3 separate regions of the Mus musculus genome follow, and all the other regions are linked to region 2. Evidence: chromatin loops called from intact Hi-C (ENCODE). Cell type or tissue: gastrocnemius. All regions are shown on one strand.

Region 1 (8,000 bases), 73 kb before region 2:
GAACCTGAAAATTCAGAAGCTGCAATGGGCTACCTGATATCCACAGCTGCATGGATCTAGCAGGTGATTGACGGTCGGGGGGTTTTGAAAGCATGGAGGAAGGTCCACTGTTATAGAGATTGCAGTGTGGCCATTGCATTCCACCCCACTCCCAACACACTCAGGCGATACCTTCAGTCAGAACACTAGCTACCTGAGTGGAAAAGACCAGGGCTGGAAGACAAGGTCAGAGAAATACCACATTCAAACATCAATAACGAAGAATGCTATAGTCACTGGTCTATAATGCCAATTAGAGATTGGATACAGGAAGATGGGGAGTTTGAAGTATCCTCAGCTATGAAGTGAGTTCTAGCTCAGCCTGGACTTCATAAGAGGTTGTCTCAAGAGAATTGAAATGAAACAAAACAAAACTAAAAAAATGGACATGACGGCTGGGCAGTGGTGGCGCACGCCTTTAATCCCAGCACTTGGGAGGCAGAGGCAGGTGGATTTCTGAGTTCGAGGCCAGCCTGGCCTACAGAGTGAGTTCCAGGACAGCCAGGGCTACACAGAGAAAGACACGACTACAACACCCAAGAACTCTGTAACACAACCAAGAGACCAAACTTAATAATCCATGAGATAGAAGGAAGAGCTGAGAGAAAGAAAAACAAAATTCCCATGGTATAGTGAATCCTTTTCATGAAATCATAGCGAAAAACAACCAAACAATGAAAACCTTCAAAATCTAGAGAATAGACACCTAAACACAAGAAGAATTTAGGGTTCCATATACATAACCAGAGAAGAACCACTCCATGACTTCTTCTTCTTTTTTTTTTTTTTTTTGGTTTTTCAAGACAGGGTTTCTCTGTGTAGCCCTGGCTGTCCTGGAACTCACTTTGTAGACCATGCTGGCCTCCAACTCAGAAATCCGCCTGCCCCTGCCTCCCAAGTGCTGGGATTAAAGGTGTGTGCCACCACTGCCCGGCTCCATGACTTCTTTTTTTTTTAAATTTTATTTATTTTTTTATCTATCTATTTATCTATCTATCTATCTATCTATCTATCTATCTATCTATCTATCTATCTATTTAATGTAAGTACACTGTAGCTGTCTTCAAACACACCAGAAGAGGGCATCAGATCTCATTTTGGGTGGTTGTGAGCCACCATGTGGTTGCTGGGATTTGAACTTCAGACCTTCGGAAGAGCAGTCGGGTGCTCTTACCCACTGAGCCATCTCACCAGCCTCCATGACTTCTTATAATCAAAATATCAAACATTCATGGCAAAAGTATTAAAAGCCATAAGGAAAAAAGTCAATTCCTATACAAAGACTGGCATATTAGAGCAATATTATTTCTCTTATTGGCAACCAAAAAGCTAAGAAAGCATGGAACAATATGTTTAAAACCCTGAAAGTAAATCTGTACCAACTGAGATTGTTATACCCAGTAAAGCTATCTTTAAAAATGGCAAAGAAATAAGGCTATTTCAAGGCAAATACAAACTAAGGCTCAGGTACCCATCCCTGTAGCTGGTCTTTACTACTTTGTGAGTTCTTCTTTCTCCCACCCTTCAGCCTATATTCACTTTTTTTCACCTTTTCAACACTCTAACACTAGAGAGGAGAAGAAAAAGGATAGAAAGTAAAGGGGATGATGTTATTATTATACGACTTCCTTCTGAGTAGGGGCATCAAGTTGCTTGAGGTAGGTTCGATCTTCACCATCAGGATATCTAATTTCTCCTCCTTCTCCTTCTCCTTCTCCTTCTCCTTCTCCTTCTCCTTCTTCTTCTTCTTCCCCTTCTTCCCCTTCCCTTTCCCCTTCTTCCCCTTCCCTCCTTCCCGTTCTTCCCCTTCCCCTCCTCCTCCTCTTCTTCTTCTTTTTCTTCTTCTTTCCTCTTTATGCATGACTACTTAACAAATGCAACCAACAACCCATACTTTCTCTCAGGGCCCTAGCATTTATATACCCTCTGAAAAGTTCCCAGAATTCCAAACATCACACAATCTCAGAAACTATCTACTGCTGGCAAAAATCACACCTCTGTTAGAGCATGAGGCAAATCATAGCTGCTGTGGACAATCTGAAACAGCCCTATATCCCACACCTGGAATTAAAATTAAAACATATTCTTATAATATTTCTGTGGCTTTAATTTTTTTCCAAGTGGTTTTTTTAAAGTTTATTTATTTATTTATTTATTTATTTATTTATTTATTATAAGTACACTGTAGCCGTCCTCAGACACTCCGGAAGAGGGAGTCAGATCTCATTACGGATGGTTGTGAGCCACCATGTGGTTGCTGGGATTTGAACTCCTGACCTTCAGAAGAGCAGTCGGGTGCTCTTACCCACTGAGCCATCTCACCAGACCATTTCTGTGATTTTAAATAGAAACTAAAATGACAAAATTGTTACTACACATCCATAACAGAAAAGGTATCTAAAGAAAAACATGTGCACCAACTTACTCTTGCTAAAAAGTATTGTGATCCCACTCAATGCCTGAGATTTGGTTCTCAGTGGCACACATCAGGCATGATGGCTTAAATCTGCAATCCCAGCAGTATCAACGACCCTGAGAAACTTGTTGTGCATGCTCAGGTCCTATTCCCAGGCTCAGGAAGCAAGGCCCAACAATCCATCTTTGAACTGTTCTCCATGTAATTCTATAGAAGTTTCAAGCAACAGGGTCTGGGACTGGGGCTGGGGCTGGAGCTACTGCTCATTGATAGGACATTTTCCTAGCATGTGTCAAGCCCTGACATAAATATTTTAGCACTGCATAAAATATTTGAAAGATAACACAAATCCATATGAACATCTATTTTCAATTTTGACTATGAATTGGAATCAATTAGAGTCTTTAAAAAACAGCTATTTATACTGGGCAGTGGTGGCGCACGCCTTTAATCCCAACACTCGGGAGGCAGAGGCAGGCGGATTTCTGAGTTCGAGGCCAGCCTGGTCTACAGAGTGAGTTCCAGGACAGCCAGGGCTACACAGAGAAACCCTGTCTCGAAAAACAAAAACAAAAACAAAAACAAAAAAGAACTTGAAACACAGATGGCTTTGAGGCACCATGTGGGTGCTGGGAACAGAATCCAAATCTTCTGCAAGAGCAGCCAAAGCTCTTAACTACCGAGCCATTTCTCCAGCCACAACTGGAGAGATTTAACATTACACTTCCCTCCAAGATTCTGATTTAATTGATAAGGTCTAGAGATGGAAACTTTTAAAAAAGACATAGATAATATTTTATTATTTATTTATTCATTTATGTGTATACATGGTATATTTGCATGTAGTGTGCATGTGCAAAAGCTAGGGGAGGATATTGATGTCCTATTCGATCACTCTCAGTCTTAGTCTCCTGAGTCAGAGCCTTGAATTGAAACTAGAGCAAGGATGGCAGCAAGAAAGTCCTAGAGATCCTCCTGTCTCTGTCACCCACAAGGTTACAGGCACACATGCATACAACATCTGGCATTTTATGTGGATGTGGGGGATTTGAACTCAGATCCTTATGTTTGTGCAGCAAGCACTCTTACCCGCTCAGCTATTGCCCCTGCCCCAGGATTGGAATTGTTTCATAGTTCTCTGGTTGTTCTAAGGTTCATCAAAGCTGGAAATGCAGAGCATTTACTCAACAGCACATTAGAGATTGCTATGTATCTACATAAACTGGGCCCCACCCCAGACGATGGAATTGAAACCTCCAGAGGCTGGGTGGTGAGCATCTCTCTTTTAGTGCTGCGTTTTATTCATGCTTCCCAGTTGGTTCTAATGTGTAGCCACAGAGAACCATTTCATTATTGTAACTTTCTCAGCTTCTCTTTACTCGCGCCTCTCCCTTGAGGGCTCAAGAGTGAGGTTTCGGGTGAGCCATTGTGGGAAGGAATTAAGCAAGTTTGAGACCTGCCACTTAGAGAGGGCATGTGAATGTCTAGTCTTGCCCCCCCCCCCATCCTACATTTCCCAGTAGTACTGGGAAACAGCGTGTTCACTCACTGCTGTTCCCTGTGTCTGTGCGTACACGCAGCATTTAGGAGCAATTTGTTCCCAAGCTAGTCTGGCTAGCCGACTACTGGAGGTTATCCAATATAAACTTTATAAGAGGGATGCTATAATTTCTATAGGCATATTCATGACTTTTATTCAATTATTTCCAAATCTGGGCAAGGATTAGCCCCTAAGATCCAACTCCAGTCATAGAGAGCATAAACCGGCTGTTAGGCTGGTCTGCTTCATCCTCATCCCTATATTAGTCAGTCATCAAAGTGGATACGGTACCCAAAGTTCTCTCTAAAAAACGAGAAGCATCCCATGCTACTGTCCAGGGAACAAACATTATTCTAACCTTAGCCGACCCTGAGTGTGGAGTTTGCCCAAGGATATTGCTTTGCTCAGATTCAAATGACGGCAGTCAAGATGAGTGGGGCAATATATATTACTGAAGGAGCTTAAAGGTGCAGAGATCTTTGTAGGATGAAGACAGGAAACCATTAGGAAGTTCAAGAGCATCTCTAGGAATCCTACAACTCTGTCGTTTTGACCAATCTTCCAAGGGCCAATTGAATACATCAAACCAAACCAAGGGAGGACTTTCCATTTGGGAATTACAGGCCTTACCACCAGGGGGTGCTACCAACACTGGAAAGAAGACCTCCAAGGGATTCGCTGGAGGCCAGGAAAGTGTTTCAGCCTGAGCTCTGAGGACCCCTAGGGCTCTTCTGGTGCATCACAAGGAGCTTAACAATCCTTGGACACATCTGCATTCGGAGTTTTCTTAGTGTATGTAAATAATAATCAGTTTGGTTTTAAGACAGGACTTTGTTCTCTGTAGCATAGGCTGATGGTCTGGATCTATATATCCTAGCCTGACCTGGAACTTGTAGTGACTCTCCTGCCTCAGCCTCCTAAGTATTGGTGTACATATAAGCTACTATGTCTGGTAAGCCGTAAAACAACAATAACCCCCAACCCTCGATTTCTAAATTCCTTTAAAGAGGTTCCCACATCAATAGGAGATTTTAGTTGTGTGTCTTAACAGCAGGAAGAAACTAATAGTACTCTTATGTCATGTGGGGACCTGCTGATGTTTTCCCTAGGTAAAAAGGGTTCTTTATAATTTAGTGCTTTGAATGGTACCACCCATAGGTAAAAGATTGCTCCTGAGTCAGCTTTTGCAATCATGATATTGTAACATTAGGGAGAGAAAATGTAGGCTGGAGTCTGAGCTGTAGTAGTGTCATGATCAACATTGAAGTGCGTGTAACACAACAGAAATTGTTCAAAATATTGCACATAAACTTATGCACTTTTTCTTCTTACAGTCTTTCAAAGCTGCAATGATCATTGTCCCTATTTGACAGATAATTTGTCAAGAGAAATTATTAGGTCACTGGGGCGAAGATGCATAGATACTAGCGATGCGGGCGGGGGTGGATTTGGATTTTATAATTTCTTATCCAGACTAGTTCAGATTGTGCTATAAGAACAACCCCGGAGGGCTGAAGAGGCAGCTCAGTTATTGAGAACATTTACTGCTCTTGCAGTGGACCCAAGTTCAGTCTCAGCACCCACATAGATGCTCACAACCATTGATAACTCCAGTTCCAGGGGTTCCAACATCCCCTTGTAGACTTTACAGGCATTACAACACACACAGAACACAAACATACATGCAAGGAACACATTCATACACATAAAATAAAAATTTCTAAAAGTAGAAAAGAGCAGACATCCTTGAGTCTCAATAGCAATATTATCAGTTCTGTGTGGGTGACAAGAGGGTTCAGCTTATTGTGCTAACTCGAGGATCCAAGTGGTCATCCCTTTCCTGTTGACATGTATTTTCACTATCATAGCCATTACTCACTATTACCAAGACCAAAGAGTCTGAAACCCTGGAAATGAATGAATGCTTCACTTGGAAAATGATGCGTGCCACTTCTCAAATTTCATTGGCTGAGACAGCCACAGGCCACTCTCAACTTAAAGAGGGCAAGGAGATGTGCTTCTAAAATAAGCCTAGAAGCAAGAGAACCCGACTGTCTGCCATCCACAGTTATGCTTGGAGATCCTGAGCAAAACCTGCCATCTCTTAGCCTCAGTTTCCCCATCTGTGAATGATACTTTTATAAGGATTTCTCGTTGCGAGTGTAAATACGTAGGTTTGTTAGGACACAGCTTTTCTTCTGTGAACATACCCCAGAGATAGAGCCCCAGCCCTTGCTGCAAAGCACAGTCTATAGCAGATAGCAGATAGTTGTCTAGTTCCTGGGAAAGCTGGAGAGTTCTGGAGAGTTTGTGATGGTTTCTTTCTTTCTTCCTTCCTTTCTTTCTTTCTTTTTTTTTTTTTTTCGGTTTTTTGAGACAGGGTTTCTCTGTTTAGCCCTGGCTGTCCTGGAACTCACTTTGTAGACCAGGTTGGCCTCGAACTCAGAAATCCAACTGCCTCTGCCTCCTCCTTTTTTTTTTTTTTTTTTTTTTTTTTAAGATTTATTTATTTATTATATGTAAGTACACTGTAGCTGTCTTCAAACACTCCAGAAGAGGGCGCCAGATCTCGTTATGGATGGTTGTGAGCCACCATGTGGTTGCTGGGATTTGAACTCCAGACCTTCGGAAGAGCAGTCGGGTGCTCTTACCCACTGAAGCCATCTCACCAGCCCCCCTCTGCCTCCTCTTTACTCCAGATTCTCTAACCCTTTGAATATAGTCAGGTCAGCAGGCCAGTTTACCCTTTCTCACTTGTAAGCCACAGAGACACCCGAGGATGTCTGTTGTGACTCATAGATGAGCTAAGCCACAGAAAACACTCCTTTGCTAACCACAAGTGCTGAGGGTGGTTCAGGGAAAACAAACAAGCCAACTCCCCCAAATCTGTGTTTGTGTTCGAGAGCCTGTGTGCCCGCACTGGGAGGCCAGAAGTTGCCTTCGGGTATCTCCCTTAACTATTCTTTTTCTTTCTTTCTTTCTTTCTTTTTTTTTTTTTTTTGGAGAATACTCAGTTTTTGAGGTAGGGTCCCTCACTGAGCCTAGACCTCATCGATCGGCTAGGCAGACTAGTTAGCAAACCAGAGAGCTCTTCTCTTCTCCAGACTCAGATTACAGCGTTGGCTCTGGTGGCCATCCTTTTCTGTTTTATGCTGGGGAAACTCAGGTCTTCACGTTTGTGTATCAAGCATTTTTAAGGACTATGACATCTCCCCAGTACTCTCTCACCGCAAAAGAAGGCATTTCTCAACTTTCTATGCAACATGGCTAAACTCCTTTTTGATTGCCCCTTTCCTGTGGGTCATCTCTGATACACCAGGCTGAACAGTGAACTGAGTGGAAACTATTTTCTTACGGGTTTCCTCTACCAAAGGTTCTGCCTATTACTGGACACACTGTGACTTCCTTGTAGAATTGGATCTGTAGCCCTGCACAGGCTAGCTCTTCAGGCCCTCAGAGCTTGTGAAGCTAAAATAAGGCCAAAGAGGGGTGGGGAGGGCACAGGTAGGGAGGAAAAGGAGGACACTTGAAGGCTGAGGGAACAGATGTCCGTGCAAGGAAGCACAGCGATCGTTAACACTGCCTGGAAGGGAAAAAAAAATCCACGAGGCAGAGAGGTTGTGGCCAGATACCTCTAGGGGTCTCTGGTCAAAGTCCAGAAGGAAAAGCAGGGTTTTGATAAGGGGTACTAATAGGAAGCTCAAAAGCAGGGTCTAGGGTATCCATTTCTGAAGCTTCGAGCAGTAACGCATGAAAGGCAGGATGGGTGGGGGGAGCATTGTTTTCTCAATGCTTCCTCTAATTTCTGAGCGCTAGGATCCCATAGAAGTGAGAACTGTACTCCGCCGTCTTCCCCCGTGGGAGAAGGAGCGGGTGGAGTCCCCGCCTCGCCCCGTCACGTGGCCAAAAGCGCCCTTCGCACGTGACCGCCCTTGTGCTTGGCCAATCAGCCTCTGCAGGGGCGGGGACTTGGGGAGGGGGGGGAAGAGGGCCTCTTCTCGCGAG
Region 2 (8,000 bases):
ACATTTCTCTTGGGTTTGAGATCAGGCAAAATGTAAGTTGAGCACTTGGGAGGTTGACTCAAGAGATGCCATCTTAGGCCAGTGAGAGAGGGGTGAGGGGGGTGAGAGGGGGGTGAGGGGGTGAGGCTGAGAGGAGGTAGCTTACTTGGTAGAGGGCTTGCCTGGCACGCATAGTTCCTAACTTTTATCCGCAGCAACCTAGAAACACCCATGACTGTATATGCCTGGAATCCTAGCACCTATGAGGTGGAGGCAGGACTATAAGTTCAAGGTCACCCTCAGCTATGGAGAGAGTTAGGCCAGCCTGGGACATAAGATCCTATTACTCCATCCCACTACCACAAAAGCTGCTCAGTGAGGAGATTGCAGTAGCACAGGGGCGTTGACCAGGATTGGCTCTTGGCTGCTTTAAATCTAAAGCCATCGCTTTAATGTTGTATAGTGGGTGCAGTAAGTAAATTACTAGGTATCTCAGAGAGCCCTCCCTATATAATGAGATGTGTGTCAGGGTCGGGGACACTGAGGGCAGCCACATTTTCACTGAGGACAGAGCATTCAGGCAAATCAGTGTGTGTACCAATCCACCAGGAACTTCACACTCATCAGATGGATTCCAGAAGCATCTTGTTTCATTCTCCCCTCAGTCCTCTTCCTCTCATCTAGCCAGTGGCTGTGAGGAATCCCCAGGTGGAGAGAACAGTCTTTGTTTAAGGCGGCTTTGGCCTGAGGGTTTGGGGTATGTTGATATTTGTCGGTTACTGTGACTTCTTTTTTTTCCCCCTTCAATTGCATCAAACCCTTAAAACATGGTGGTAAGTGAGTGATATGCATGCTTTTGGAGTTTGTTTAATCTCCGCTTCAGTCTATACAATGCACAGTTCATAATGTTAACACTCTCTTCAAGTTTACTTCATTCACTTTCACAACTAATTTGGATTTTTAGTTTGCTGTTTAGTCCTCATTTACTTTATTTTGTGCCTTTCTCTGTAGCTCTGTTCTTCTCTCCTGACCTTCCTGTTGAGGTCAAGTTGTTCTTTTGTCTGGCCTGTATGGGAGAGTGATGCTGCAGATCGTGGCTCAGTGCAGGAGAGGAGGGGGTGGGCGTCCTCTTTGTGCTGTCCAAGTGGATTTGGGAATCATAGGGGGTTCCTGGGATTTAGACCCAGTTGAGTTGAGTCACAGCGGCTCCCACTTTCAGGCATGGCAGCTACACCAGAAACACTGTTGCTCACATACTCACATGCCAACCATTGCATGTGGCCAGCTTGTTGGCTTGGAAAGTGGTATTTCTAGACACCAGGGTGCACCTCCACGCCAAGAGAAAGAAAGGCCTGTGGTGCAGTGCGGGGAGAGACTGACCTTGCTTTTGTGATTCTCCCCTCCTGCTTTTTAAAGTTGGGAGTCTTGCTTTAGAATTTTGTATTTTGTGATGCACACTAAAATTTACCAGTTTGTTCCTATGTCTTCTCCTTTAAATTCCCAGGGTGCTTAGCTTGTAGCATGTTATCTGATTTGCCTGCCCTGGGTGCTGAGCAGTAGGCTGTGATGAGGGGAGGGTTCAGGATGGGCTTGTGTGTCTTAGTACCTGATATGTCCTTGTATCTTTCCACTGCATACACAGCAAGCAGTTGTCTTGGGTGTCCTGAGTCCTAGTTTGTTCTCTGTACCTGTTTTAGTAGTGGACTCCTGGGGACACTGGTATGTGGCTAGCATATTGTTTTGCTGATGAGTCATTGGTTTGTGGTTAGTTTTTTTTTTTTGTTGTTTTTGTTTTTGTTTTTTAAATCCTGTTTTGCTCCAGTCACTGTGTGCTGGCGGTGGCTTTGCCTCTCCGTTGCCTGAAAGGAACAGGTGGAGCAATGTCTCCCTGACAGACATTACTCCTGACATGTGCTCCTGCAGATGCGTACACCAAGATTGTAATCTCCATAACTGCTTCATGTGCACCAAGCCCCCTTGTGGAATCCTGCTGAGAGTTTTTCTAGATGCCGTCAGTGAAACCAAACTGTTATAAAATCTTTTAGTTCACCAACTTTTATACACTAAAAACAAAGGGTGCTTGTTTCCTCCCCTTGTGGATTTTTTTAAATGACTTTTTTTTGATTTTTAAGAACATTTTCTCAATGTATGCATATTTACTAAGAGACCAAGTTGTCAGAATTATTAAGTATAAATAAAGCTTCTAAACACAAATAGCAAAAACTTTTTTTTTAATTAAACTATGTCATGGCTCTTGTTTTGGCCAGGGCACAATAGTGAGCCCATCTTTTTGTGTGGCGTCTTTTTTTAGACTTTGTTCCTGTTCACCTCTCCCTGTGATGTCACAGAACATCTCTGCTTCTCATAGGTATCTTGCTGGCCCAGTTGAGCATGGGTAGCCAAGGATTAGGTTGAACTATTATGGCTTCTTCTTCTCAGGCTCATTCTTCAGATTAATGACCTCATAAAGATTATAAAACAACAGGAAAAACAGTGCCCTCTGGGGAAGTGAGGATGTGTGGTTAAATGTATAGAATGTACACATCCATTTACATGGAAGAACTGCATACGTTCTCCACAAGAAAACAAACAGCAGGATTTTACAACTGAAATGTTGGTTTGTCTTCTCATCTATTTAAGAGTGAACCACTGGAACTTGGGGACAAGATGAGTACAATGATATTGCAGCCTATCTGTCCGCTACAGTTGCAGTTTTTCATGATGAGCATTCAGAGTGTTAACTAAAACCATTGAAACAGCATATCCACCATTAAAACTGAATTTAGAAATAACTTCATGAGTGTTTTGCACCTTCAGATGGAATGGCCTTTAATAAATGCTATGAATAGCCATGTTTGACACTTGGAGTTTACTGTCCTGTTCATTCTTAGGCAGAGTCTAATGGTTTTCTCCTTTCTTCTTATGTCTCATGGATTATTAAAAACTGGACACCTCATAGATGATGAACCAGCTGGGCCAATGTGAGTACTTCATTGGACACAACTTTACAGTTTCTGATTGAATTGTGTTGTGTTTGCAGTTTAGTCAAAAGAAATACTAAAGATTGTATGAGAAGACAATTCCCTTACAATTAAAGTTGCAATGTACACTTTTAAAGCCTGAAATAATTCTGACTTTTGATCTCTAGGCCAGATCTTGTTTTTAGCCTTAGAAGTAAATAGTATGCAAAAGAAATTGAAATTGTATGTATTTGACATGCTTAATCTAATAATATCGGAGTAAGCAGTATAAGTTAGCTTCAAACTGGACTGTAGAATTAAGTGGTCTAGTTCCATTAACAATGCTGATGTCCAAGAGTGGAATGAAGTTGCCAGGGTTCCTAGAGTTGGAGATTATAGGAAGCAAGAGAAGGGGTAGTTGGTAGCTAGTTGGTAGCTGACAAGTTAAAAGCCAGAGGGCTCAGCATGGCTAGTTGCTGGTTACTTTTATCAGTTAAGAAATTAGTGTTCAAAGGAGTAAGTCTCTCTCACTTTTCTAAGTAATTAATAGCTTAGACATCTAAGGTGTGTGTGTTGTTTGCCTTGGGAGTCCGAAGAACCTATTAATTGAAAGCAGGAGGCAGAATATTGTTATACATTCTTAGGAGTAGAGTTTGCTGCTACACCAGGGATGGAAGAAGTGAAGAGTCTGTTTCCATGTGTTACCCTTTTCAAATAATGTGACTAGTTGACCTCACACAGTCCACTTTTTCCTCCAAAGGAAAACCAACTCTACCAACAATCACAAAGATAAAAACTTGCGCCAGAGAAACACAAATTAAGTACTGCTTTTAATGTAAGTATGCCTTCTTTGGAGACTTAAAAGTTCTATTCAAATGAACTGTGCTTCTGCTCACCTTGCTACAAATTCTTCAGTAGTTGGTGTTACATGAAGACTTTATAATTTCAGACTAGCTGATACTAACAAGTTCTTTCTGTTCACTGCAGTGGATGGAAAGGAATGCCTTTCAGCTTTGTTGACCCACATATTTACTATACTAGGTTCATTTCATATTAAATTCCTTGTATTGCAGTCTACTTACATATTTTTTAGAAGGAGTTAAAAAAAATAGTTAACTTCTTAGGCAGATTATACCCAAAAGCCTGTTAGTACTTTGTGTGATCTCTGCTGAAGGCAAGATAGAAATGTGGCCATAAGGGAACAGGGCCAGAATGCTTAGAGGCACATGGAGATCAGAGTTTCATACCACATCCCTGAGCATGCTGTTTGAACCAAAGCTGTGTCTGATGTGGCACTGACATAGTTGTGATGGAGTGACAGTGTATATTCTTTTAATTTCCAGATATCCTTCTCTTTACAGCTCTTTAGGTTCCTGAAAAACGATGGCAACATGACCTGCTAAGTTTTCTGCTTGGACCTCTTTGGTCTCTCTCCCTTTCAAGTGAGCAACACCACAATGACCGTCTAAAGCATGCCTTATTTAGCCTCTCCTATAAGGGTGACCTAGCCAGGTACATTTTAAACAATGCTTCAGTGTAGAAGGTGTAAACTATTTTGGGCTTGATGTGCTGTGAATGTTGCTTTCCCTCCCTTTGTTAAAAATATTTAAATAGAAATGAAAAGGTCCTCTGAGGATCAGATCATGCATGCGCCATTTTTTACTTATGCAGCTGTTAAATTGGCAAAGCTCTAAACGCACTGCTGCCATCTAGTGATCATTTTGTAAAGTACAGCAAAACCTACAGATATATACAGTATATAAATATATATATATATTTATATTTTTGGGGGTGGGAGAAATCCAAAATAAAGTCAACGCTTGTTTCATTTTAAGCTGCTGATACTCATTCCTTATTATTTGTCGTCAGATGAGGAAGCTGCAGTTCTGGTACAAACTGATGAGAGTGTATAGACTTAAGTCTGGCATTCTAAGGGCTTACCGTATAACTTTAGGAACCTGGAACAGTCCACTGAACGGCTAGAATGAATTGCAGTATATATGTATGATTGATTGCTTTTTAAGTGACTATTTTTCCTCTTGTCAAATCATGTAAATTCTGAAATCTTTTGCACTGATGTGTCAAACCTTATTCTTGTATATTCAATCAAGGCAACTTTTATAATTTCCCATTTGTTTTCAATGACCCTGAAATGTTAATAGCATGGTGATATTCTATGCAACTCTAGTTACACCTTTTGGTTTGACACTGTATTTTCACATTGATTTCATGACTGATGATAGATTTTATAACCTGACTGGGTTCTCATGCGGTACTAACTGTAGATGCATGTACTTGTGTTCTGTGTAATTATTGAAGTGCAATGGTGTACAAAAAAAGTGGATTCACCTGTTTTTAACAATAAAACATTGATAAAAGGTGCTTGGAATAATACTCTTTATTCAAATACCTTCAGTTCCTTAGTTGCATACATGTGCAGGGCTTTAGTTTCTCAACCCTGTAATCTTTTTAAGTTCCTTTTCCACCTCTTCCACAAATGCTGGGAAGTTTTGATCCATGAGACATAAGCGTAGAAAAGGTCCCAATTCTTCTGTTCCCCATGAAGAGCCTTCATAGGCGAGGGTCAGCTTCTCTGGCGCCAGGATAGACTGCAGGGGTGCCAAAAGACCAGAGGGGTTGACTGCCTGATCCCAGATAATTTAACACAGAAAACATTGCCTTAAAATTTAGAACAACATAAAATGTTACTGTCTTTAGAAAAATCCTTTTCTATACTTAGGTTTCACGTTTACAATTCTGTGCCTACAATTTCTTTCCTTCCTCTATCCCACTCTTGAGTGCTATATTCTTCCCCTCCTTCCTTCTCCCTTCCTCATTCTGTCACTGCCCTGAACCCCAATTAAAAAAAACCAAAAACACCCAAACCAAAAACACAGGTTAATCTCAAATCCACGGTCCTGTTTCTGCATCCCAAATGTCTGGATTATAGACAGATACTACTCACTGGGCCCAGCTCTACATTTTCTGGACATACATAGAAAGTGAGATAAACTTGGATCTTTAAGGAAACATTGATGTATCTGAAGTTGAGATCTGGATAACAATATTATTGTAATAGCATTCCTCATGTGAAGCTGGATTCTGAATGGAAGAAATGGGTTGACTACCTGGGGGTGTAGCTTAGTGGCAGAATGCTTGCTTAGTGTGACTGAAGTGCAGGGTTTGATCCTTAGCATAACTAAAGAAACAGGGTTAGGGTGGCAGGAGCTGGTCTTTGTAATTGGCCATCTGAAGGACAAAAGTCATTTGTTTTGTTTGATGGTGGTGATCTGAGTAATTTGACAGAGACATGCAAACTTTTCCATAGTCAAGAATATAGGATGTCCTAAAACTCTCATGTTGTTGATTGTAGTCTTGTCATACTCTTAAGGCTGGACTGGATAGCTATGACTCTCTTCTTCAGTCTTCACTTTGCCTTTTCAAAAATGTCATGTTCTACAATAAATCATAGTGTACAGTCCCTTTTTAAGGAGTCAGTCCTTTGATTTTTTTTTTTTTTTGACTTGACAGTGAAATAAAAGTATTATGTATTAGTAGAAATTGGCTTTTCCTTGGAGAGCAACATGAGAGCTCTACTCTGGTGATGCTGGCTGCATGGTAACCTCTGGCCTCCTATCACAGGCTTGAAGGTCAAAGTCTATACTCCACGGTTATGTTGCTAAGCTATAATGTTCCAGAGGTAGGTGGTTTAAAACATTTTTAATATATTTCATCTTAGAATGATTTGATACAGATTTAGCCACATTGAGTTGAGAAGCATCTGTACTTCTGGCTTCTTTCACTTCATGTGGATTATTACTAAGTGTTCCTATAATTCATTCCTCTTTTTGAAATTAAATATTCTATTGTGCAGATGTACTACAATTAATGCATTCTCCTTCAATTGGCCTTGGTTGTTTCGCTTTTTGTTATAAATGTCCAAGTTTGGTTATTTTGAGATGGGATCTCATTATTTAGCCTAGACAGTTTTCTCTGACTTATCACCCGCCTCAGTTCACCTCCTAATTTTCAGGGTTTCAGGCCTGTGTTACAACTGTGCCTCCTTAAATTTAGAGTTTCATTTTAAAGTAGCCAAACGCCTAGGAGTGGCTGGGTTAATATTACACAGTAAGTATATCTAATGTGTAACCACCTGCTAGGACCATGCCATTTGTACTCACAGGTGCAGCACTTGCCAGTGCAGCTTCTCTTCTTATTGTGGAAATGCAGGAGCACACAAACCGCAATGTACATACAGAGGTCAAAGCATGACTTTTAGCAGTCAGGTCTTTCCTGCCACTCTGGTGAGACAGAATCTCATTGTTTTTGGCCATTGAATCAAGCAACGTTCTTTATCTCTGCTTCCCATCTTGCCATAGGAGTGCTGGGATTTTAGGGCTCCCAGGACTGAACTTGGGTTATCAGGCTTGCCTGGCAAGTCCTTTTACCCACTGAGCCATCTTACTGGTTCTGTGAATTTTTTTTTTTTTTATTTTAGCTATCCTAATACACTGTCTTGTTGCAGTTTTAACTTACATTTCCCTAATCAGAAATAATACTGAGCATCATTTTGTATGCTTGTTGGGCATTCATAATTCATACAGCTTTTGGTAATCTGCAGCATCTTAAAACCACATTAGGAGCTGGGGAGATTAGCTCAGTGCCTGATGGGCGAGCAAACGACCCAAGTCTGATCACCAGAGCCCAAGTCAAAAAAAAAAAAAAGTGTGGTATACCTACAGTCCTGGCACTAAGACTGATTGTCAGTTCTGTGAGGGTCCCAAGTAGCACAGGGTGGTTTCAAACCCCTTATTGCCAAGGATGATCTTGAACTCTGTCCTCCTGCCTCGACTTGAGTATTGGAATTACAGGCATATAGAACCTAAGGGTTTGTATGTGCCTACACCACCAACCCTGAAAACCAATTCATAAGTTAACAGCATTTAAATGTTAGTTTACACTGAAATCTGTCTGTGCTTGACAGCTTGGAAGATGTGTGATTTACCACCCATGGAATCAGTGAGTTCCAGCTCTGTTGGGTCCACTTAGTTTTGGCGCTTA
Region 3 (8,000 bases), 110 kb before region 2:
AATCCAATGGAGGAAGGACACAAGAGGCTGAGGGTCAGGAGCCAGCTCTGGGGCTTTCTTTGATGGTGGTATGAGCAGTGGGACAGGGGACGGGCTGCATGCAGGGGACAAGGAGTGGGGAATGCTCCCGCCTGTGACTCAGCTGCCACCTGCAGGCTGGCAGCAGCATTGCGAAAGTTCCGGATGCCCACAAAGCAGGGGAAGCTGCCCTCATCAGCTACATCCATGCACGGAACCCTCAAGAACACACTGCCCTGTGCCAGCGGGGAAGAATGCTGTGCTGCTGGGATAGGCCTGCCCTGGACCCAGCCCCCAGGGAAGCTGCACACCAACTATTTGGTGTCTGAGTTGCCAGATGAGATTAAAATGGGCCAGGCTGAAGCCAGGCTCGAGGGTGGGGGTGGGGTGGGGTTAGAGGGGGAGAGCAGCATAGGGTGGTGTCACTGCCCATCAGGGATACCCCAGGGTCTTCAGACCTGGACCTCCATGCCTCCTGAGTCAGAATCACAGAGACCAAGCATTAAGGAGGAATAGGACCTCTGCAGCCGTTCCACAGCCTCTTCCTCCATCAAAACCCAGGACTTCTTCCCTCTCATTCTCTCGAGACAGATTGAGTCTCATATCTGATTTTTCATAGCAGGCTGCTCTTGACTGACAAGAGCCATCTCTGGGATCCAGACTTGGGGTGATAGGATCATCGAGAGTCCCGCAAGAGCAAACCCCTTCCCCGCAGAACTCCTTTCCCTCTCCTGTGCGTGACCTGCTGACCCAGATGCAGCTCCATCCTTCCAGGAGGTCTCTACGGCCTTGGAGTCTGGGGAGTCAAGAAGGCCTTCGATCAGTGGCTCCTCGCTACCTGGAGAGCCCTCCCCCACCATCCTATCACAATCAAGCATCTCACTTGTTGGGAGACTGGAGATAAGGAACTAACTTCCTTTAACTTCAAGTGTGACTGATAAACGCTATAACCCTTTAAATTACTCCCCTTTAAGTTACTCCCCTTTAAGGTGCCACTTAAAACCAAAAACTAAAAGCCCGTGGGGCTTCTGTGGATTGTGATGATCCTACTGTAACACCAAGTTGAGTCCCAGGCATCTGAAGGTGCCATTAGCATTCTGGACCACCCTAAGCATGCTGTGCACATCAAACAAGCCTTGCTCCTTGGCCACCTAAGATTCCGTCACAAGGCCAGGCTGCTGAGCCCTGCCGCAGCCTCTGGGCAGCCCCGGGAGCTGGTACATATGATGTCACCTTGTCCCCAGGTTGTTGGGCTCCCGAGTCATGCTGGGCTTTGAGTAGAAGGCTGGAGGGTGGCAGAGGACAGGGATCATCACCAACAGCATCAGTGCAGGAGATAGTGGAAGGCGCACAGGCTGTTAGCGCAGGCTCATCTGTGGTACAGCAGCGTGTGAGAGGCCACATGCAGAAGGATAAAGAGTGGAAGCAGAGGGTACCCCTCTCCACGCTCACCGGCCACCTGCAGGCTAACAGCAGCGCTGTCAAAGTCCTGGATGCTCACAAAGCAGGTGTAGCTGCCCTCGTCGGTTACTCGGACGCGCTGCAGCCTCAAGGACGCATTGCCTTGCACCAACAGGTCAGGGAAGAGCGCTGTGCGGTTGGAGTAGGCACTGCCTTGGTCCCGGCCCTCCGTGAAGCTGTGCACCAGCTGTTTGGTGTCTGTCAGCTGCCAGATGAGGTTGAGCTGTGCCAGACTGAAGCCAGGCTCTGGGGAAAAGGAGCAGCGTAGGGTGGCATCCGTGTCCACCAGGGCCACCACGGGGTCTTCAGAGACCTGGACTTCCACAGCTCCTGGGGGTGAGTTGGAAGGGGTAGGGCAGTTAGGAAAGATGAGGTTTCCTCAGGGTCTCTCTCCTTTTCCAGCTACCTCTAGGCTCTGCACACGCTTCCTTTCAGGTCAGAGGCTCAGAGTAAGTTCCTATCTATGTTCCTCACTGCAGGCAGCTATTTGCCAACATGAATTAGAAATGCAACAAGGACCAAGACCCAGGTCATACCCTGGAGCTCGTTTATGTCGGAATGGAAGGCAGGCAGTTTGTGATGGACACAGATGTTCATCAGCTTGTGATTAGACAATGTGGGGGAGGGGGAGGGCTTGGTGTTAGAGCATCACCCAGCTTTGGATCCGCTCTATTCTAAAAAAAAAAAAAAAAAAAAAAAAAAGGGAAGCTGTGGGTGGAGAAGAAAGAGGAAGTACTTATAAAAGTCAAAGAAAAAGAAAGAACCAAAGAAGAGGCAGCTTTCAAGCCTGGCAGCTTCTTTCCACCTGCCAGGTCCCTTGCATTTTCCTACAAATACTATCTGTATAGGAAGGGTGCCTGCAGAACTAAACACCCACTGTTCTCAGTGAACTCCCTTGGGTGAGAGAACTTCATGAGTGCCTTTCCTTCTCTTCTCTTCATGAATAAACATACTTAACTTCTATGCAAGAAAGAATACCCATGTCTTTAAATAAGGTGTGAGGCAGGAGCTCTATGAAACACATGTAAGTGTGTCCCAGGAAGAGGGACCAGCAGGTACAAAGGCCCTGAGGTGCAGATCAGAAAGAGCACATGGAAAAGCCCACTGGAGGCCAGCCAGACGGGGCTCTGAGAGATGCTGGAAGAAACCTGGGGTCTCCCACCTTCGAGAGGATGTCATTACGGAGGGCACTAATTATTAGATGTGATCTGGGTAGCAAAGCCTGAAGCTCACCCCGGCTCGTCTATAAAGGGAGACTCTATCGTGGAAGAGTGAGGGGGTGGGTAGTCGGGAGACCAGCTCAGAGGTCCTCAAAAGAAGTGATGGCGACACAGCTGTAGAAAGGACACATGAGGCTATGAGCACAAGTCAGCGAAAGGCTAAGCACTCAGGAGGCAGAGGCAGGAAGATCTCCATAAATTTGAAGCCAGCCTGGTCAACATAGCAAGTTCTAGGCCCTGCAGTGAAGAGCAGCCACAGGGATTGAGCAAACCAGCCAGATCTAAGATGCAGCCCAGAGAATTATCAATATTTGCTGGTTGATGAAGGGTGAGAAGGAAGGAATGTGTGGTGATTTAAATGAGAATGTGCCCCCCCCCCCTTCGCGTGCATATGTTTGAATGCTGTTGGAACTGTTTGGGAAGGATTAGGAGGTGTGGCCTTGTTAGAGGAGATCTGTAACTAGCATGGGCTTTGAGGTTTCAAAAGCCTGTGCTCTCCTCTCTGCTTTGTGCTTGTGGATCGGATGGAATCTCTCAGCTACTGCTCCAGTGCTATGCGGGCCTGCCTGCTGTCATATTCTCCACCATAATGGAGAGGGTCATGGACTCACCCTCTGACATTGTTAAGCAAGCCCCCAAAGGAAATGCTTTCTTTTATAAGTTATAAGAAAATGGTGCCGGGCAGTGGTGGCGCACGCCTTTAATCCCAGCACTTGGGAGACAGAGGCAGGTGGATTTCTGAGTTCGAGGCCAGCCTGGTCTACAGAGTGAGTTTCAGGACAGCCAGGGTTATACAGAGAAACCCTGACTCAAAAAAACAAAAAACAAAAAAAAAAGAAAGAAAGAAAGAAAGAAAGAAAGAAAGAAAGAAAGAAAGAAAGAAAGAAAGAAAGAAAGAAAGAAAGAGAGGGGGGAGGGAGGGAGGGAGGGAGGGAGGGAGGGAGGGAGGGAGGGAGGGAGGGAGAAAGGAAGGGAGAGAGAGAGAGAGAAAGAAACAGGCTCCGCTATTGGCCCCCGTGCCTTCTATCCTATAAACTTTCCAGCACAAACAAGCTTCAAATGAAGCCAGCTGAATACAGCACCCATATAAGGCTTAGAAAATTTGTATTTGTTTTGTGATTAGTCTTTTACTATGAATTCTACACACACTCTTTCTTAGTATGTGATGTCTAGAGGTTGAAGCTGGCCCTTGATATCTTTCAGTGATTCCATGAAAACTCAGGCCAGTTTTCATCTTTGCCAACTAGATCTACGTGTCCCCTTGTAGGGGACATCTAGGACATGGAGCTTAGTCACCCAAAATTCTTTCTAAAGAAGTTAGAACCAGGCCAAGTGTGGTGACACACACCTTTTATCCCAACACTTGGGAGGCAGAGACAGGTAGATCTCTGTGTGAGTTTGAGGCCTGCCTGTCTAGATAATGAGTTCAAGGACAGCCAGGTACACATAGTGAGACCCTGTCTCAACCAAGCAAACACACTCACACAAAAAGAAGTCTGAACACCCACGGATAGAGATGGTGTTGTCTCTGATGACCACTAGATGGCGCCAGACACTTGGCTTTGTTTTCTCCATAAGGTGGATGACTACCTAAACAGGGCATTTACTTAGCCAAGCACTAGGTGGGAATTTATTCAGCATGGGGACAGAGCACTGTGAACATAGCAATCATCCATTCAGTCCCTGAGGTTAGACCTTGCCTTATGAGCGAGGTGACAACAGGCAATAAGCAAAGGAACCATATGTCCAGTGGAGGTAAATTATAGGAAGAATGTAATAAAGCGCTCGGGGCAGGGATGATTTAGGGAGGGAGGAAGAGTGCTATGTTGTTTTATACAAAGTAGTCAAGAAAGCATGCTGATGACCTGTCATCTGAGCAAAGGTTTGCAACAAAATAAAGAATGGAGTCATGCCTGTGTCTGAGGACAGAAAGTTTTCGGCAATGGTCCTGAGCAGAGTTCACACAGTGTGTTCAGGAACTTGCATTATCATAGCATACTGTCCCATTTTACAGATGAAGAAGCAGAGGCTAAGGTAAAGGAGGTTGGTGGCCTGTGGAGCCCAGAGATGGAAATCAATATGCTTCTTCAAGACAGAGACAGCCTGGCTGGAGCCCAGGGAGGAGTGGACATCCCCACATACCATCATGATCATGACCCTTCCCCTCACCTGTGAGGCAGAGGCACAGCACCCCCAGTGCTGTGCGCACACACACACCCACACTGGGGCCACCCCATCCTCGAAGCATCTTCCTGTGAGACAGCTGACAGCTGGGCTCTCCGTGGCGAATGGCTGCTCCTGCCCGTGGAAGAGGAAGAGGGGCCTTTGTCTCGAAGTTCCTCCAAAGGCCTCAGGATCATCCAAATCCAAGTGGGAAGAGGCCAGGCGGCCAGCCAGACAAAGCCGATGAGCTTGGGGTCCAGGCTGTACCAGGTCACTTTGGCTGATGGGAGAAATGGGACAGTAAAGGGGTAGACTTTAGACAGACTTAGGGTTCAACTTGAAACGTCTACTCAACTACTAAAGGTAGCCAGGAGCCACTGAGGGTTCTGGAATAAAGAAACCACATTGTCAGGGCTACTTCGATAGCATGTGCAGGGTAGATGAAAGGGGCCAGCCGAGTGATAAGGCAGGAAGAGATCACAGTGACAGTATCTGAGAGCATAGGACACGGGAAGGCAACTGTCAAGACACTTGGTTCTGAGACCTGGTTATTGGGGCAGGAAATGTGGAGCCTTTTGTCCAAGGCATGTTAGGTTAGGAGCATGTGTGCAGAAACCCCAGGACAGAGCCCTAGCTAGGAGTAGCAGAAATGTAAGGATGTGGAGTCTGGGAGAGACATCTGCTAGTTTAATACACATGTACCAAACAACCAAGGCCCAGCAGAGAAGAAAGAGACCAGGGGCAGGGCTGGGGTCAGCGTCAGGCCTCAGCAAGAGTTGGATCGCTTACAACAGACCAAGCCTAGCCCAGGGTGGTCCCAGACTCCCCTGGGTTTAGCTTGCAGGTGCCTGACTCAGGCAGGCTGCAGGCACTTCTTGTGTCTCTTGCTGTTGCCTGCTCAAGCCATGTGACCCATGTCCACCCGTCCCACCTAACAGTAATTAGCAAGAATATGAACATTTTGTATCCATGACCACCTCCAGAGATAGACCGTAGGCCTTGGTCACATTTAGCAGGAGAACCAAACAAATACATAACAATACATAACAAATACATAAACAAACCCAAACACAGGAGCTGAAAGAGCCCAATCCTTCCGAACTCCTTTTTACCTCTGATGGAGCAAATGCTGCCTACAGCCAAGCATGTGGTCTAGCCTCAGGTACACAGGGACAACCCTTCCATCCCTATCACACACTTTCTCGACCCCCCCCCCATGTCAGGCAGCTGCACAGAGGGAGTCCCTCAGCCAAACCCTGCATCCTGGCCAGCCACCCACTTCCCTGGCTGTCCACGGTTCACTGCGGGGGAAGCCCTGGGCAGCCACTTCCTTTCCAGATGCTTCCAGTCCAAAGTCTGGTGGCCTCAAAGCCTGGCTGTCTAGGTGCTGAGTCAGCAGCCCCAATTCATAGTGGCACCCTTGGGGACACCACTTCCTGCCTGACAAGGGCACCGTCAGCCTGCAGGAAAACCTAGCAGGCAGCTGCCTGTACTGCTGGCTACGTGCCACGGGAAGCTAAAGCCTACAGAGCTGCCAGCTTCTAAGGCTTCTGTCCTTGTTTACTTCTAAACAGAAGCAAAACCAGGGAGCTGGGATGTGGCCCAGCTGGCGGAGTGCTGTCCCAGCAAGTACACAGCTCCTGGTTCAACCTCTGAGCCCCTCTTAAACCAGGTGTGGTGGTACATGCCGGTAAGCTGGGCATTCCCAGACAGAAGCGGGACGATCAGGAGTTCAGGGCCATTCTTAGCTATGTAGTGAGTGAGGGCAAGGCCATCCTGGGTCACAAGAGATGCCGTCTCAAAACAAAAACAAATCCGGAGTCTGTCAGCGATTTTTGGACCCCCTCACTTGGCTGCCTAAGCCTGCCATCTAGGGCCACCAGGGACCCCTTTACTGATCCTGTAAGTCCCACATATCACCCCTACCAAACTCAATTCTCTCAGGTGCCTTCTCTTGAGACCTAAGACAGGAATCAGCTCATGTCCTCCCCTGCTTAGGAATCTCCCATGGCTCCACAATAGTTACAAGAGAAGACCTACATATCTCTACTTGTCACTGAAGGCTTTTCCTAGGATGCCTTCTCATGCTGCAAGCTATTTCCTGCTACTGGGCTTTACCCCTACCTAGAATCACTTGTGAATGTCTGTTGAATATGTGGGATCAAAGAGTCCCTCTCCTGGTCAGGCAGAGTTGAGTTTCCCAGAGCATAGCTGTTCCTCACTCCAGAAGGCCCAGGAGAGGCGTCCAGAGTGGACACTAGCCTTGTTCCCTTTGATTCTTCTCCTTCATTCTGGACTCAGGAAGCCCATCATTGTAATCCAGCCTAGACACTCCAGGGAGCCCCCACCCCCACCCCCACGAAAGACTACAGAGTGCTTTGGCCTCTTGTAGAGACACTGTAGGTAAGAGACAGCCATTCTCACTTTTGAAGCTACTGCATGCAGATTCAACCAATCCCAGAAGATTTAGGACCCAAGGACACTCTTAAGACATCACCCAATGCAGACCTAGATGGGCCAATCTTTTCCCCCTTAATCCAGGACCAGCTAAGTTTCTGTCGTGTACAACTGAAGGAACCCTTATATATATATGTAGATTCGCCTGTGCGTTGGACAATCCCTTTAATAATGCATGGAATACCTGTAGCAGAGGCCGTGGGCACAAAGGTGACTAATGTGTCTGCATGTTCTCAAATAGCAGACCCAATACAGAAGGCAGACATGCCTTTCACTAAGGTGCACTTTAAGATTCCACGAGGGCTGCTGTGTGGCATCTGAGAGCCATCATAGCCTCCGAGTGTGTCCTGAGGACCTGGAGCAGCTCTCCACGTAAGGCTGGGCAATGTGAGATTCATCTTAGCCCCATCTGCTGCCTCTCAAGCACATCTCCTTGATATGGCAGCGTATGAAAGACCAAGGCTCGAAAGCAGAAGGAACTGAATGTGATCATCAGAACTCAGGGACTACCAGGCATGGTGGTACTCGCTCCAGGACTGGGGAGGTGAACAAAGACAGATCCTTAGGTTTACTGGCAAACCAACCCAGCCTGCTTAGTGAGCTGTGGGCTAGTGAGAGAGCCAGTCTCAAAACAGAAGCAACTAAATAAAAAAACAAGGTGGACGACAATTGAGGCTCAGC

What was found. Peaks named below come from ENCODE experiments on the same cell type or tissue, not always from the same donor. Only the 100,000 strongest peaks of a DNase experiment are listed, where the experiment ranks them.
Region 1: it touches region 2 in a loop (10-fold over the local background); 22 of 42 quality-filtered maps call a loop at or near these places.
Region 3: a loop joins it to region 2, with 6 times the contacts of the local background. A loop is called at or near these places in 29 of 42 quality-filtered maps.

Annotation. Positions count from the first base shown.
Region 1 is chr9:58,574,212-58,582,211 of GRCm38, forward strand. No RefSeq gene overlaps it. Among named protein-coding and RNA genes, the nearest start is that of Nptn, 4.0 kb to the right of the region's middle. In gastrocnemius, CTCF peaks have their summits at 6,551 (motif pointing right) and 6,756; a DNase peak (open chromatin) is centred at 4,648; H3K4me3 peaks cover 920 bases; H3K27ac peaks cover 1,292 bases.
Region 2 is chr9:58,647,559-58,655,558 of GRCm38, forward strand. It overlaps Nptn (neuroplastin), which reads left to right. Exons shown (of 9, transcript NM_001357751.1): 7 at 2,951-2,960; 8 at 3,700-3,774; 9 at 4,301-5,321. The coding sequence ends at 3,760. It overlaps Rec114 (REC114 meiotic recombination protein), which reads right to left. Exons shown (of 6, transcript NM_028598.1): 6 at 5,298-5,548. The coding sequence ends at 5,384. Among named protein-coding and RNA genes, the nearest start is that of Nptn, 69 kb to the left of the region's middle. In gastrocnemius, a CTCF peak has its summit at 4,656 (motif pointing left); DNase peaks (open chromatin) are centred at 1,287 and 4,641; H3K27ac peaks cover 828 bases.
Region 3 is chr9:58,535,799-58,543,798 of GRCm38, forward strand. Cd276 (CD276 antigen) reads right to left here. Exons shown (of 8, transcript NM_133983.4): 2 at 4,869-5,142; 3 at 1,471-1,809. The coding sequence starts at 4,947. Among named protein-coding and RNA genes, the nearest start is that of Gm51678, 13 kb to the left of the region's middle. In gastrocnemius, CTCF peaks have their summits at 158 (motif pointing left) and 4,246 (motif pointing right); DNase peaks (open chromatin) are centred at 162, 4,245 and 6,354; H3K4me3 peaks cover 404 bases; H3K27ac peaks cover 2,223 bases.